Regions from separate parts of the Homo sapiens genome. Here region 2 is linked to region 1. Evidence: chromatin contacts called from ENCODE Hi-C or POLR2A ChIA-PET data. All regions are on one chromosome and are shown on one strand. Each heading gives the region's core, a stretch centred on a gene start or an enhancer-like site at or near the end of the contact. The rest is flanking DNA. Distances are from core to core; before and after follow the strand shown. Region 1 holds the start of LINC00649 (long intergenic non-protein coding RNA 649). Region 2 holds the start of LINC00310 (long intergenic non-protein coding RNA 310).

The links. A loop is a pair of places that touch in the nucleus more often than their neighbours do. ChIA-PET counts read pairs that join two places held with the same protein, here RNA polymerase II (POLR2A).
Region 2: POLR2A ChIA-PET joins it to region 1 with 16 read pairs in activated CD4-positive, alpha-beta T cell. The contact joins the promoter of LINC00310 here to the promoter of LINC00649 in region 1. A Hi-C loop is called at or near these places in 1 of 168 maps with a recorded cell type or tissue (Right ventricle myocardium superior). POLR2A ChIA-PET finds 5 or more read pairs at or near these places in 5 of 52 experiments (Caco-2, OCI-LY7, T-cell and 2 more).

Annotation. Positions count from the first base shown.
Region 1 is chr21:33,928,515-33,936,370 of GRCh38, reverse strand. It overlaps LINC00649 (long intergenic non-protein coding RNA 649), which reads right to left and starts at 5,249. Exons shown (of 3, transcript NR_038883.2): 1 at 4,629-5,249. RefSeq lists an enhancer at 4,955-5,596.
Region 2 is chr21:34,174,071-34,181,926 of GRCh38, reverse strand. LINC00310 (long intergenic non-protein coding RNA 310) reads right to left here and starts at 1,250. Exons shown (of 2, transcript NR_027266.1): 1 at 1,134-1,250. RefSeq lists an enhancer at 1,853-2,730.

The DNA of each region.
Region 1 (7,856 bases), core at 4,000-6,499:
CTCGTTGCCTCTTCTGTGAGCTGGAGAGTAAGAACTGCAGCACTTGGGCCAAACACAGTGGCTCACGCCTGTAAACCCAGCACTTTGGGAAGTCGAGGTGGGAGAATTGCTTGAGCCCAGGAGTTCAAGACCAGCCTGGACAACATGGCAAGATCCCATCTCTACCAGAAATAAAAAAATTAACTGGATGTGGTGGTGCACACCTATGGTCCCAGATACTCGGGAGGTTGAGGTGGGAGGATCACTTGAGTCCGGGAGGTTGAGGCTGCAGTGAGCTGTGATCGCACCACCGTACTCCAGCCTGGGTGACAGAGCAGACCCTGCCTGGCTCAAAAAAAAAAGGCAAAAAGAACTGTAGCAGTTGAACTTGAGAAACTGACCTCTACAGCCCAAGGGCATAAAACCAAGTGCCAGGCTCACACAAGCACTGAAGACCCTTTTTTTTTCCTTTATGAATACAAAAAAAAGACTAAATAAAATTGAAAAATAAACTTTCAAAGGCTAACCAAAAATCATGAATGAGTAAATGAAGCAGCCACACGTATCTCGTTTCTTCTTTGCTGCTCCTCACCATGTTGTCCCTGAAGGGGAAAGCATTAATATTTATTGAGGGGATTCTTCCTCAGTACAAAAGTAACGTGAGATTAATGCTTAAAACTCCAAAACCACAGAGAAACACTAAAGAAAAGACAAACAGGCTGGGTGTGGTGGCTCATGCCTGTAATCCCAGCACTTTGGAGGCCGAGGCAGGTGGATCACTTAAGGTCAGGAGTTTGAAACCAACCTGACCAACATGGTGAAATCCCATCTTTACTAAAAATACAAAAATTAGCTGGGTGTGGCAGCAGGCACCTGTAATCCCAGCTATTTGGGAGGCTGAGGCAGGAGAATCCCTTGAACCAGGAGGTGGAGGTTGCAGTGAGCCGAGATCGTGCCACTGCACTCTAGCCTGGGCAACACAGCGAGACTCCTCTCAAAAGAAAAGAAAAGAAAGAAAAGAAAAGAAATATGAGAAATAAGGGGGATCATATATAATTGTTAGCTCCAGGGATACTTTAGAATAATGTGTTTAAAACTGTTTTGTCTGGAGACTTAATGTATAGCATGGTGACTATAGTTAATAACAATGTATAGTACACTTGAAATTTGCTAACAGAGAAGAACTTAAGTATTCTCACCATACACACACATCCAAAAGTAACTGTGGGAGGTTATGAATACGTTCATTAACTTGATTGTGGTAAGCATCTTGCAATGTTTATGTATATCAAGTCATTACATTCTGTACCTTAAATATATTCAATTTTACTTGTCAATTATGTCTCAATAAAGCAGGGGGCAATACAATTTTTTTTAATTTAGCATGCAAAAATTTTTTAAAAACATCAAAGCTGAGTCCACAGTGTTGATTTTACTTGTATAAAATATTTCTGCAAAATTTATCCTATCAAGATATTTGGTTCACTCCAGTCCCACCCTAGAAACCTGTCACACTTTCAGTTCAGGACCTACAGACCCATTGCAACCGGCCAGCTGTCTCTGCTCCCATAAGGGGAGGTCCCAAGTCATCAAAGGGGACACTGTCCCTAAGGTCAGCTGTAACCTTCCATTTGGAGTGTCTTCTTTTTATTATGAAACATAACTAAGGCTGGGCATGGTGGCTCACACCTGTAATCCCAGCACTTTGGGAGGCCAATGCGAATGGATCACCTGAGGCCAAGAGTTCGAGACCAGCCTGGCCAACATGGTGAAACCCCCGTCTCTACTAAAAATACAAAAATTAGCTGGGCATGGTGACCATGCCCGTAATCCCAGCTACTCAGGAGGCTGAGGCACCAGAATTGGATGAATCCAGGAGTTGGAGGTTGCAGTGAACCAAGATCATGTCACTACACTCCAGCCTGGGCAACAGAGCGAGACTCTGTCTTAAAAAAAAAAAAAAAAAAAGACAAACAGAAATCATTGCTCAGAAGCCAACACTGTCAACAGTTTTTGAGGTTCTTTCTGGCCTTTTATATAATGTGTATAAATACACAATTATTTAACAAAAACCTCATTTATACACAGGCTACTCTTTCTTGAATTTGAGCCTGCTCTTTTAAAAAAAAAAAAACTTAGCAAGGCATTATGAATATTGTCTCAGGTCAACAAATTCTTTTTCACCATAGTTTTAAACAGCAGCATAGCGTTCCACCATAGATATGCTGGGATATTTAATCCCTGTTCAATCACTGAATATTCAAGCTCAACAATTAATTAAAAATAAAATAAGGCCAGGGGTGGTGGCTCAAGCCTGTAATCCCAGCATTTTGGGAGGCCGAGGTGGGTGGATCACCTGAGGTCAGGAATTAGAGACCAGCCTGGCCAACGTGGTGAAATCCTGTCTCTACTAAAAATACAAAAATTAGCTGGTGCGGTGGTGCATGCCTGTAATCCTGGCTACTCAGGAAGCTGAGGCAGGAGAATCGCTTGAACCTGGGAGGCGGAGGTTGCAGTGAGTTGAGATCGTGCCACTGCACCCCAGCTTGGGTGACAGAGTGAGACTCCGTCTCGAAAAAATAAAATAAAATAAAATAAGGCAGATTCTAATTCATAGGCCTTTGGTGGACATCTGTCATTTTTTAAGCTCTACAGTTGACTTCAATCAGTAGCCAGGATTGATGGCTACCATGAAAGACTACTTCTAGAATATTCTCAGGAAACCTTTAGAATTGGAACACAAATAAGGAAAATTTCCAGGCCCTGAGGACATCAGCAAATCTGGATTATATAAACCCCATTAATTCCAGGGTGAGCAGTGCTGTCACACATCACAAAAGGAAAGACTACTACTCCTTTTGTCCTTGTCACAAATGGACTGACTTGATCCAATGTCCCTAAGATGGTGCCAACTTCATTTCTGATGAACAGCCACTTTGAGAACTGTACTGTGAGGCTCTGCCAACTGGAATGACTTGTTTTTATCATTTTTTTTCTCTCTCTTTCATTGCTTCATTTAATTGCCAAGCTATGACTGGAGTTTGCTGTGTCTTTGGGGCTCAGGTGTACAAGGAATTCCCACAAATTAAAAAATATATTCAAGAAAGCTCAGAGTTTATGAAATTATATGCAACTTAGCTTGATGTTAGTCTAATGCCCATCTCAGTGTCTTCTTGAATGTATAACAAAGAAAAGGTGATTTTTAAAAGTTAAAATTGGTTCAGGCCAAGCATGATGGCTTACATTTATAATCCCAGCACTTTGGGAGGCTGAGGCAGGTAAATCGCTTGAGCTCACGAGTTCAAGACCAGCCTTGCCAATATGATGAAACCTCATCTCTACAAAAAATACAAAAAGTAGCCGAGTGTGATGATGTGCGCCTGTGGTCCCAGCTACTTGAGAGGCTCAGGTGGGAGGATGGCTTGAGCCCAGGTGGCAGAGGTTGCAGTGAGCCGAGATTGCATCACTGCACTCCATCCTGGGTGAAAGCCTTGTCCCAAAAAAAAGAAAAAAGTTAAAATTGATTCAAAGGGAGTTGGTGACAGCTCCTTATAGGGTCAGTCTTGGTTGCTTCTCTATTCCCTACAATTTCTATCATGATCTCAAATAGGCCACTCATATTTGTTTAAAGAGTTCATGCCTGCAATGAATGAATGAATAAAGATGGCTTTCTATCCCATTTCAAGCCATACAATATAGATGATCTGAATTACTCTGCTGTCCTGCAGATTTGGCCTTGGTTCCCAAAGACCACCCCACTAATAGCCCCCTGATTGCTTAAAAACTCAAAATAGCCAGTGCTTTTATCCAGCCCTACAATTCTATCCACAGAACCATAAGCCCGTAGAAATATGCTACCAGCCCAGCCTCCCCCAAGGAGGTGTCCTGCAAAATGAAAAGTATGGCATTCTTTACCACTTTCGGGTCAAGGGGCCATCTCCAAGGTCACACTAATTCATCTGCTACAGACACTGTGGCTGCCTTTAAACCTTGAGCTAGAAAAAGCCTCCTTTATTCTCCAGTCACCTCATCTACGCTTTTCCCAGCCTCTCCGTGGGGTCAGCAGTGACCACTTCCTTGTACCAAACTGCACTGCCCCAACAGAACACCAGCCTGATTTACCAGGATCCTCAAAGCAAGTGTTCCTTTCTGTGTGTTCTTTATGCATAAAAAGAAACAAAATGATTCCTCTGTCACCAAACTTTGCCAATGGTTTTTGGGGTGGTGCATCCCACTGTGGGGTCCAGGAAGATCATATTCTCTCTGGAGCATTTCAAAATCGGACTCCGCCACTCGCTGTCCCACGTTCTGGGAGCACTTCCCCACATCTGAATGTGTTTCCTTGCCCCAACTTTTACTTTCACTTTTGCTCCAGCTAAATAATTATATAAAGAAAAAAATGTAGAATTTATCTTTCTTTTTTTTCTTTTTTTTTTTTTTACCATGTAATTTCCTTTTTCGTGGTGAACTCCTACAAAGCCTCGGCCGTTCTCACATTTTTGTTTGAACCAAACATAAACGCTCTTTTTTATAAAATAAATCTTGCTCTGTGCTTGCTTGCCAATGTGCCCTGATTGCTGATTGTTCTAAAATCACTAGTCTGTCTTCCCTTGTAAACCCCCTGATGAAGACACCCAGTTGTGACTCACCTAGCTGTGGTCCCCTGCAACCAGGTGCCTCCAAAATGGGGCTGGCGTTGACAATAACCATTTCCCAGCTTTTAGAAAGAGGTGACAGAGCTCTGTTGTAGTGTCTGAGCCACAACTCAAGAAGGTAATGAGAATAAGGAGCCAAGATGGCCGAATAGGAACAGCTCTGGTCTACAGCTCCCAGCGTGAGCGACGCAGAAGACGGTGATTTCTGCATTTCCATCTGAGGTACCGGGTTCATCTCTCTAGGGAGTGCCAGACAGTGGGCGCAGGTCAGTGGGTGCGCGCACCGTGCGCGAGCCGAAGCAGGGCGAGGCATTGCCTCACTTGGGAAGCGCAAGGGGTCAGGGAGTTCCCTTTCCGAGTCAAAGAAAGGGGTGACGGACGCACCTGGAAAATCGGGTCACTCCCACCCGAATACTGCGCTTTTCCGACGGGCTTAAAAAACGGCGCACCACGAGACTATATCCCACACCTGGCTCGGAGGGTCCTACGCCCACGGAGTCTCGCTGATTGCTAGCACAGCAGTCTGAGATCAAACTGCAAGGCAGCAGCGAGGCTGGGGGAGGGGAGCCCGCCATTGCCCAGGCTTGATTAGGTAAACAAAGCAGCCGGGAAGCTGGAACTGGGTGGAGCCCACCACAGCTCAAGGAGGCCTGCCTGCCTCTGTAGGCTCCACCTCTGGGGGCAGGGCACAGACAAACAAAAAGACAGCAGTAACCTCTGCAGACTTAAATGTCCCTGTCTGACAGCTTTGAAGAGAGCAGTGGTTCTCCCAGCACGCAGCTGCAGATCTGAGAACGGGCAGACTGCCTCCTCAAGTGGGTCCCTGACCCCTGACCCCCGAGCAGCCTAACTGGGAGGCACCCCCCAGCAGGGGCACACTGACACCTCACACGGCAGGGTATTCCAACAGACCTGCAGCTGAGGGTCCTGTCTGTTAGAAGGAAAACTAATAAACAGAAAGGACATCCACACCAAAATCCCATCTGTACATCACCATCATCAAAGACCAAAAGTAGATAAAACCACAAAGATGGGGAAAAAACAGAACAGAAAAACTGGAAGCTCTAAAATGCAGAGCGCCTCTCCTCCTCCAAAGGAACGCAGTTCCTCACCAGCAACGGAACAAAGCTGGATGGAGAATGACTTTGACGAGCTGAGAGAAGAAGGCTTCAGACGATCAAATTACTCTGAGCTACGGGAGGACATTCAAACCAAAGGTAAAGAAGTTGAAAACTTTGAAAAAAATTTAGAAGAATATATAACTAGAATAACCAATGCAGAGAAGTGCTTAAAGGAGCTGATGGAGCTGAAAACCAAGGCTCGAGAACTACGTGAAGAATGCAGAAGCCTCAGGAGCCGATGGGATCAACTGGAAGAAAGGGTATCAGTGATGGAAGATGAAATGAATGAAATGAAGCGAGAAGGGAAGTTTAGAGAAAAAAGAATAAAAAGAAATGAGCAAAGCCTCCAAGAAATTTGGGACTATGTGAAAAGACCAAATCTACGTCTGATTGGTGTACCTGAAAGTGATGGGGAGAATGGAACCAAGTTGGAAAATACTCTGCAGGATATTATCCAGGAGAACTTCCCCAATCTAGCAAGGCAGGCCAACGTTCAGATTCAGGAAATACAGAGAACGCCACAAAGATACTCCTCGAGAAGAGCAACTCCAAGACACATAATTGTCAGATTCACCAAAGTTGAAATGAAGGAAAAAATGTTAAGGGCAGCCAGAGAGAAAGGTCGGGTTACCCTCAAAGGGAAGCCCATCAGACTAACAGCGGATCTCTTGGCAGAAACCCTACAAGCCAGAAGAGAGTGGGGGCCGATATTCAACATTCTTAAAGAAAAGAATTTTCAACCCAGAATTTCATATCCAGCCAAACTAAGCTTCATAAGCGAAGGAGAAATAAAATACTTTACAGACAAGCAAATGCTGAGCGATTTTGTCACCACCAGGCCTGCCCTAAAAGAGCTCCTGAAGGAAGCGCTAAACATGGAAAGGAACAACCGGTACCAGCCGCTGCAAAATCATGCCAAAATGTAAAGACCATCGCGACTAGGAAGAAACTGCATCAACTAACAAGCAAAATAATCAGCTAACATCATAATGACAGGATCAAATTCACACATAACAATATTAACTTTAAATGTAAATGGACTAAATGCTCCAATTAAAAGACACAGACTGGCAAATTGGATAAAGAGTCAAGACCCATCAGTGTGCTATATTCAGGAAACCCATCTCACATACAGAGACACACATAGGCTCAAAATAAAAGGATGGAGGAAGATCTACCAAGCAAATGGAAAACAAAAAAAGGCAGGGGTTGCAATCCTAGTCTCTGATAAAACAGACTTTAAACCAACAAAGATCAAAAGAGACAAAGAAGGCCATTACATAATGGTAAAGGGATCAATTCAACAAGAAGAGCTAACTATCCTACATATATATGCACCCAATACAGGAGCACCCAGATTCATAAAGCAAGTCCTGAGTGACCTACAAAGAGACTTAGACTCCCACACATTAATAATGGGAGATTTTAACACCCCATTGTCAACATTAGACAGATCAACGAGACAGAAAGTCAACAAGGATACCCAGGAATTGAACTCAGCTCTGCACCGAGCAGACCTAATAGACATCTACAGAACTCTCCACCCCAAATCAACAGAATATACATTTTTTTCAGCACCACACCACACCTATTCCAAAATTGACCACATACTTGGAAGTAAAGCTCTCCTCAGCAAATGTAAAAGAAGAGAAATTATAACAAACTATCTCTCAGACCACAGTGCAATCAAACTAGAACTCAGGATTAAGAATCTCACTCAAAACCGCTCAACTGCATGGAAACTGAACAACCTGCTCCTGAATGACTACTGGGTACATAACAAAATGAAGGCAGAAATAAAGATGTTCTTTGAAACCAATGAGAACAAAGGCACAACATACCAGAATCTCTGGGACGCATTCAAAGCAGTGTGTAGAGGGAAATTTATAGCACTAAATGCCCACAAGAGAAAGCAGGAAAGATCCAAAATTGACACTCTAACATCACAATTAAAAGAACTAGAAAAGCAAGAGCAAACACATTCAAAAGCTAGCAGAAGGCAAGAAATAACTAAGATCAGAGCAGAACTGACCTTCAAAAAATTAATGAATCCAGGAGCTGGTTTTTTGAAAGGATCAACAAAATTGATAGACCACTAGCA
Region 2 (7,856 bases), core at 1-2,500, 250 kb before region 1:
GTCCCTGTCTTTTCTTTCTGTAACACTGGGTTTCTGAGGTCCAGGGGCAGACTTTGACGAGACAAAGGCCATCTTCAGATAAAGTGAAGATTATCATGAGGCAATTTACTGAATTATTAACATGAATTTCAACATCTGTGTTGCTAATGTTTCTAGCCTTTAACAAATGATCCATTTAGGATATGGGCCAAAGAACATATGGCTAAGAATAAAGGCCATTTGAAACCGCACAGGGGTTAGCATCGTTGGGGGCTCAGCACACAGTGAAATTGACTGAGGCCAAATCACGAGCATGCTCAGTTGAGCAGCCCCTACTGCCACGCATGCGTACATGGGACCCACTCAGGGGCTCTGGAATCGTTCTGAGATGAAGCAGGGAGGTATTTAAATATTTCGTAAAAAATGTTTTATCATTTGAAATTTTCAAAAATGTGCAAAAGTACAGAAACTAGTATAATGAGCCCTCAAATATCTCACCCAGCTCAAACAAGTATCATGGCTAATCTTCAATAATTTTTTAAAAAATTTAAACAGGCATCCGTTTTGCTCCCAAAGGCAGGAAACCAGGGAACATTTTCATGACCCTCTGAGGGTTTGTGACCTGCTGTCTCTGGTTCACTGACCTTATTCAATCCTCTCTTTATACAAGGGAATGCTATGCTTCTCCCATTCTCTGGCTATTTCTCATGCTCGCACCAAATTAAGTGGACTCTGTCTATGATTTCAGCAACGGTGACATATAATCCCAGTGTTAAAGGACGGAATTTTCCAATGCAGAAGCAGCAGAAAGTGAACAGAGGAAACATTGCCATGAGCAAAGGCTCCTCAACACAGTATCTCCGACTGTGCTACAAAGCCACCCAGCGTGTGGATGAAAAGTGAAAAAAAAAAATCTGACAATTGAGTGATTGTTCTCTCTCTACAAGCAATCCTACTATTTCTAACCCCTCCATGGGCTGCACAGGCAGCATGCAGACATTGCCTAGGTCTTCCTACAGGGGCCGGCGAGCCCGTTGTTTTCCAACAGACCAAGATCCGACACCAGGATTGCAGTCATCAGAACCTTTCCCTCCCCACCCCCACCCCCGCCCCACACCAAAACGAAGAGGGAGTTGAGCAGGGCAGCTACTCACCTTGTCTCATTTGTTCACAAAGAATCCAAAGCCAGCAACATCGATCAGCTTCTTGCTTTTTGTCCAACTACTTGCCTACAACTCTAGAAAAACAACAGAGGTCTGCCAAGAATCTGCAGTCCCTTCAATCTCAAAATAATGACTAGCCTATCCAGTGTTTCCATCCAAGGAATTGTTGGTTGCTACACAAGAAAACCCTTTGGGTGGTAAGAGTCAGGAGTCCAAGAAAGGCATGTGGTTATTTTTGCCCCTTTCTGGACCCCGTCTGCACTTTGGAAAGAAAGGGAAATCTATTTTTGACATTGGCTATTCAGCTTTCAAATAACATTAGCCGTTAAAGCATATCTAATTTAAATGCTGATTCAAAGTTTTGCTTAACATTAAGACGACTTTTTGGTCTCCTGCTTCCTACTGCCTCAAGCAGAAACACGGCTTCCCATTCGCATTCTGTTTTCTTGGCAAATATGAGCTAAAGTTTTGGAATAGGTTAAGGAATTAATGCCTCCATTTTCATATGACAACTTGCATCTTTTTAAAAATAATAATATACCAGAGTGATGAAGTGGAAAGTTTCATTTTTTTCTTTCAGATTACAGCACTTCTAAGACTGGCCACCTCATTCAATACAATTTGTCATTAAAGAAGGAATTATGTGGTCACGAGATATGAGAGGAAAATGAAACACAGCGGGGTGGGGGGAGGGAGAGCATTAGGATAAATAGCTAATGCATGTGGGGCTTAATACTTAGGTGATGGGTTGATAGGTGCAATAAACCACCATGACACACATTTACCTATGTAACAAATCTGCAAGCCCTGTACTTAAAATTCAGTTAAATTAAATTTTAAAAAAAGAAAAAGAAAATGAAACACAATGGGGTCGGGGGAAAGAATGGAAAGGACATGGTAGTTTTGGAATATTACAGTGGGCACAGGCATTGTTACACATCAACCTTGAGACTAAAAAGGCAGGGAACGAACATGAAGTTCACTGGGACTTTGCAAAAACTAGTAAGTATTGTAGTGTCACTGACAACAACACATCTGCATCCAGCCTCCAGAGTGGCTTCCCCTCGCCGCTCCTTGCTTGAAGAGAAAGCCAAGAATTTGCATTTCATTGTTTTAAAGAGAAAAAACAAACAAACTATACTTCTAATAGCCATGAAAGCATTTGCAATCCAGAGTTCAGCTTGTCTTTTAGTTAAAAAAAAAAACAGAAAGCCGCACTACTTTACCAAAATGATTCCTAACATGAAAGGATGGAGTTGTTTTGCCTTTAACTCATTTCAAAGGCAAAGAAAATTGCTCTTCTTCAAAGCCTTTGGTTGGAATTGTTCATCCAAAACAAAATAAAATTAGAAAAACAAAGCAGCTCGCCCTGCCCTCATCCCTGCTTAGCAACCACCCACCTTCTCCCAGCTGGAGGCTTTGGTGGACGCTTGGTTGTGCCACTACCTGATCTTCTAGCTGTCGATAGACATTTCTTACCCCTGAGAGATACCCTGACCTATCATTGAGGCCCCGAAGGACTTTAAGTAGGTGTTTAACTGGTGGTGTTGAGTGACTGCATTTAAGAATTATAAGACTTTAGTTGTACTATAGAATTAATCTCTTTTTATGAAAATAAGAGAGATGGGAGTGAAAGATAATAAAAGCCACAGTGGATGGTTAAGTATCAAACTTCATTAGACATGGAAATAGTAATAAAAATATTAAACTACAAGGAAACTTGAGTTAGAATCTCCATAGGGGGACGAACTGTACTAGTATGCTTGGGTCTGCCCATTATAGGAGTTCAAGGCTCATATCCCGTGAAACCCCTCAGTTCTGGGCAAACCTAGGGACAGGTGATCGCCCTGCAGGCTGCCAGTGACTCTTAGAGACAAAAATCCAAGTGTTGACTTAGTTGGAAATCAGAAGGCTCATCACAAATGCTCATGTACATCCTGTACCCGTCCCACTGTGAGGCTCCATCTCAGCCTCCTGTTTATTTCCTTCCTTGCACTTAAAATAACATGAACATTGTTCTGTTTATTCCCTTATTGTCTGTTCTCCTTACTCAGTGTGAGCTCCATGTGGGCAGGGGAGTCAGCCTGTTTCCCACTGAAGCCCTAGAACATTCCCCAGCAGACAAAGGATGTTCACGAAACATGTCATAAGTGCAGAAGAACTCTCCCTCCCAAATTACTGAATTGGACAGAATTACTGTATTCCACAGATTTTAAGAGGCACAGTTTTTCACAGGCTAACATTGCTGAGATCCAGATACATCTTAATCAGGAGTATCTTTCAAAAGCCATCGGCCATGTGCATCCACCCAGCTGTAGCTGTTCACATTGTTATCACTTTGATTGAGATCTGTGCATTTGTTAGCTTAACCTCAGAGTTTAACTACTGTGTAGGAATCTCCCCAAAGAAATTTCACTACGATTCAGCACTGAAATAACAAGCTATTTTGTAGTCAGAAAGGTACAGAAACCAAGCAGTAGGATGCAAAGGTGGTATTAGTGAACGACATTTATCACAGAAAGAATGATCAGGAGTCCATATTTTCTTGCAAAGAAACAATCAAGTGCACCAGAAACCTCGCAAAGGAAGATACCCACCAGTCGGACAAGCTGTGTTACTTTCTATTGCCGAGTTACTTGTTTCATTGCCAAATCTCTAGAAGAGATGAAGATTAACTTAAAAGGAATCTGATGTCATTGATTCATATGTCATTCAGGACTGTCATTAAAGGCATCTGTCACAGTGTGTTGGCAGTGTTTTTCCTCTCCTATTGGTATATAAAATAATGGCTGGTCTTACTATCAAGCCATTGTAGACCGGACTTGATGAAATAAGATATCATAGGCTTTCTCAATCTTTTTTTCAGGTCTGTGAAACAGACTGCCCAGAGACCATCAAGGAGATTGCTGGCACATGGCAGGGTCAGTAGTGTAGCAACTCATTCGGTCTCTACAACTTTCCCAGAACCTTCTGGTGACAGTACTCTAAGGGCCCCTACTCCTGGTGAGGGATGAGACAAAGGGCCTCTGGCTCTAATACCAACTATAGTTTTCGAGTCCCTATACATTTCCCATGTTGCCCCCTCATGCCAAGTACTCTGTTGAGCTAGTCCAGTCCTGCCCCTCACCCTGGACTCCCTGCAATGCTGAGTGATGCCCATTTGCAAGGCCTCATTATTATCTCAGCACCGCCCAAGTCCTGTCATATGTTAGTGTCTGATAAATCTCAAACACTAATTCCAACATGTACGTCATTGGCAGTTATCCACCATTTTTGGTTGACAGTAGCTGCATAATTCTGGAGAAGGGATTCGTGTATCTAATTGTTTTGCTTCTACAGGACAGAAGCAGGAGAAATGCTCAGAAATGGTGCAGGTAGACTCACACAAGACAAAACCTGGTCAGTAGCCCAAACAGAAGCGTACAGTTAGGAGAGTCATTAGAGAGAGTGCAGCCCACAATTATCAACAATGATCACGTGTTCGGTTAAACAAAATGTGTCCATTTTTCTTAAAGTTTTTAGAGGCTCTCAATGCATTGTTGGATGTTGAAACCATTTCATAGTTTGTTCATTCATTTATTTTGTTCACCGAATAACTGAGTGCCCAATCTATGCCAGTTTACTCTGCTAGGCATGGGACATAGAAGAATGAACAAAAAAGATACAATTCCTACAAGGCATATAGCATAGAGCAGGCTTTTTACTTGGGACACATAGACCCTCCCTCCAAGTGGTTCATAATTAGAACGCAGAGGTCTAAGGAATTTAGATGGGAAGAAATTACAGCATTGTCTTCACTAAACTCTCACTCCTAGAAATCATTGATTTCTTCTCTGTCACGTGTTTCACCTTTTTGAGAGTAAAGTATATCATTCAGTATGTAGAACTTTTGAGATTGGCTCCTTTTACTCAGCATAATGTCTTTGAGATTCATCCAAGTTGTTGGGTGTGTCAATAGTTCATTCCTTTTTATTGCTAAATTGAGTAGTATTCCATTGTAGAAACGCACCACAGTTTATTTACCCATTGACCCACTGAAAGACATTGGGTTGTTTTCTCTTATTAGTGATAATGAATACAGCTGCTATAAACATTCATGCATAGGTCTTTGCATGAATACAAGTTTTCAGTTCACTTGGGATTGCTGAGTCATATGTCAATTGTGTGTGTAGCTTTATAAGAAACTGCAAAGTAGGGCCAGCCACAATAGCTCACACCTGTAATCCCAGCACTTTGGAAGACTGAGGCAGGAGGACAGCTTGAGGCCAGGAGTTCAAGACCAGCCCAGGCAACCTGGACCCTGTCTCTCCAAAAAATACTAAAAATTAGCCAAGCATGGTGGTGCCCACCTGTAGTCCTAGCTACTCAGAAGGCTGAAGCAGGACGATCCTAGAGTAGCTGTGCAATTTTGCATTCCCATTGGCAGTGTATGAGAGATCCAGTTGCTTTGCATGATTGTGAGCACTTAGTATTGTCAGTATTTTTTATTTTTGCCATTCAATAGGTGTGTCTCACTCCATAGGTTATATCTCATCAGAGTTTTAGCTGGCATTTCCCTAATAGTCAATATTATTGACTATCTCTTTGTATACTTATGTATTAATGGATATTTGCTAATATTTTGTTGAGAATTTTTGCATATATGTTCATGAGGGATAGTGTTTTGTACTTTTTGTACCATCTGTCTGGTTCCAGTACCAGGGTAATGTTGGCCTTATAAAATGAGTTGAGAAGTGCTCCCTCCTCTTCTATTTTCTGGAAGAGATTGTGTACAGTTCATTTTATGTCTAGAAAATATTTGGTAGAATTTATCATATTTCTTGTTTAAATATTTGGTAGCATATGCTATATGGTGTGTGCTAGAATCTTGGCCTGAAGAATCCTTTTATAGAAGGTTTTAAAATACAAGCTCAATTTTTAAAATACTAATAGTGCTATTCAAGTTATCTACATGTCATCTTGGGTGAATTTTGGTAATTTGTGTCTTTTGCAGAATTCATCCGTTTTATCTAAATGGTCAAATTTATGAGCAGGGTGTGTAGTGATAACCCTTTTTTCATTCCTGATATCAGTAATTCATGTTCTATCTTTCCCTCTGCCAGTCTCACCAGAGGTTTATTGAACTCCTCATTATTTTTCTGTATTGTTTTTGAAATTGTTTTCATTTTTTAAATTTATGTACTTATTTTTATTACTTCCTTCCTTTGCTTATTTTGAGTTTATTTTGCTCTTCTTTTTCTAATTTCTTGTGGAAGCAGCTTAGATTACTGGTTTGATACTCTTCTCTTTTCTAATACAAATTCATCGTAATGATGAAATTTCCATCTAACCACTGCTTTAACTGCATCCCACAAATTTTGATATATTTTTATATTCATTCAGTTCAAAATATTTTCTAACTTCCCTGAGACTTCCTCTTTGACCTACAGATTATGTACAAGTGTGTTGTTTAATTTCTAAGGGTTTGTAAATTTTCTTATCATTCTGTTTTTCATACTTTGTATGATTTTGATTCTTTAAATGTGTGACAAATTTGTTTTATATCCCCAGATATGGTCTATCTTGGTGAAAGTTCCATGTGAAATTGAGAAAAATGTGTATTCTGCTGTTACTGAGTGGAGTATTCTATGTCAGTTAGAAACAATTGTTTATCATTTAGTTCCATTTTCTATACTATACACTTGCTGACTTTCTGTTTACTAAGTTCCATTGATCACTGAGAGAGGAATGTTGAAGTTTCCAACTATAATTATGAATTTGTGTATTTCTTATCTCAGTTCTGTGAGTTTTTCCTTCATGTACCTTCAAGCTTTGCTGTTTGATACATACAGATTTAGGATTGTTGTGTCCTCTTGATGAAATGTATTAGGTATTGCCCCTTTTTATCCCTGGTAATTTTCTTTGCTCTGAAGTCCACTTTGTCTGATATTACTATAGACACTCTACCTTCATTCTCATTAATAATATACATCTTTTGAATATATATTGCTTTACTTTTAGCCCACTTATGTCATTATACTTGAAGTGAGTACAACTGAAACACTTGTATTAATTATATACTTATAGACAGTATATAATTGAGTCATTTTTTGAAATCCATTCTAAAAATCTATCTTTTAATTAGTATGTTTGATCCATTTACATTTAATGTAATTACTGATGTTTTTATTTAAGCCTATCATTTTATTGTTTGTTTACTGTTTGTCTCTGTATTTTCAGTTTCTATGTTTTCCCTTTGTTTGCTTTCTTTTTGGTTAAACATTTGTTAGTTATCTATTTTACCTATTGCATTTTTGTTGACTATCCCTTTGTGTAATTTCTAAGTAGTTGCTCTAGGGATTAAAATATATATTCTTAACTTTTTACAGTCAGTGTATATTTTACCACTTCAAGTGATATATTACCACCATATATGGGTTTCTTTACCCATCCTCCTTTATGTTGTGGTTGTCTTATTTGTTATATCAACATACATTGAAAACCCCACTAGACGATGTTATAATTTTTGCTTTCTACCATCAAATATATTTTAAAGAACTCAAGAGAAGAAGAACAGTCTATTATGTTTGCCCAGTTATCTGTCATTTTTGTTGCTCTTCATATCTTCTTCTGGTGTCATTTCCCATCTGCCTGAAGAACTTCCTGTAACAATAGTGTGGTGACAACGAAGTCTTCATTTTTCTTCACCTGGGAATGTCTTTATTTTATCTTCAT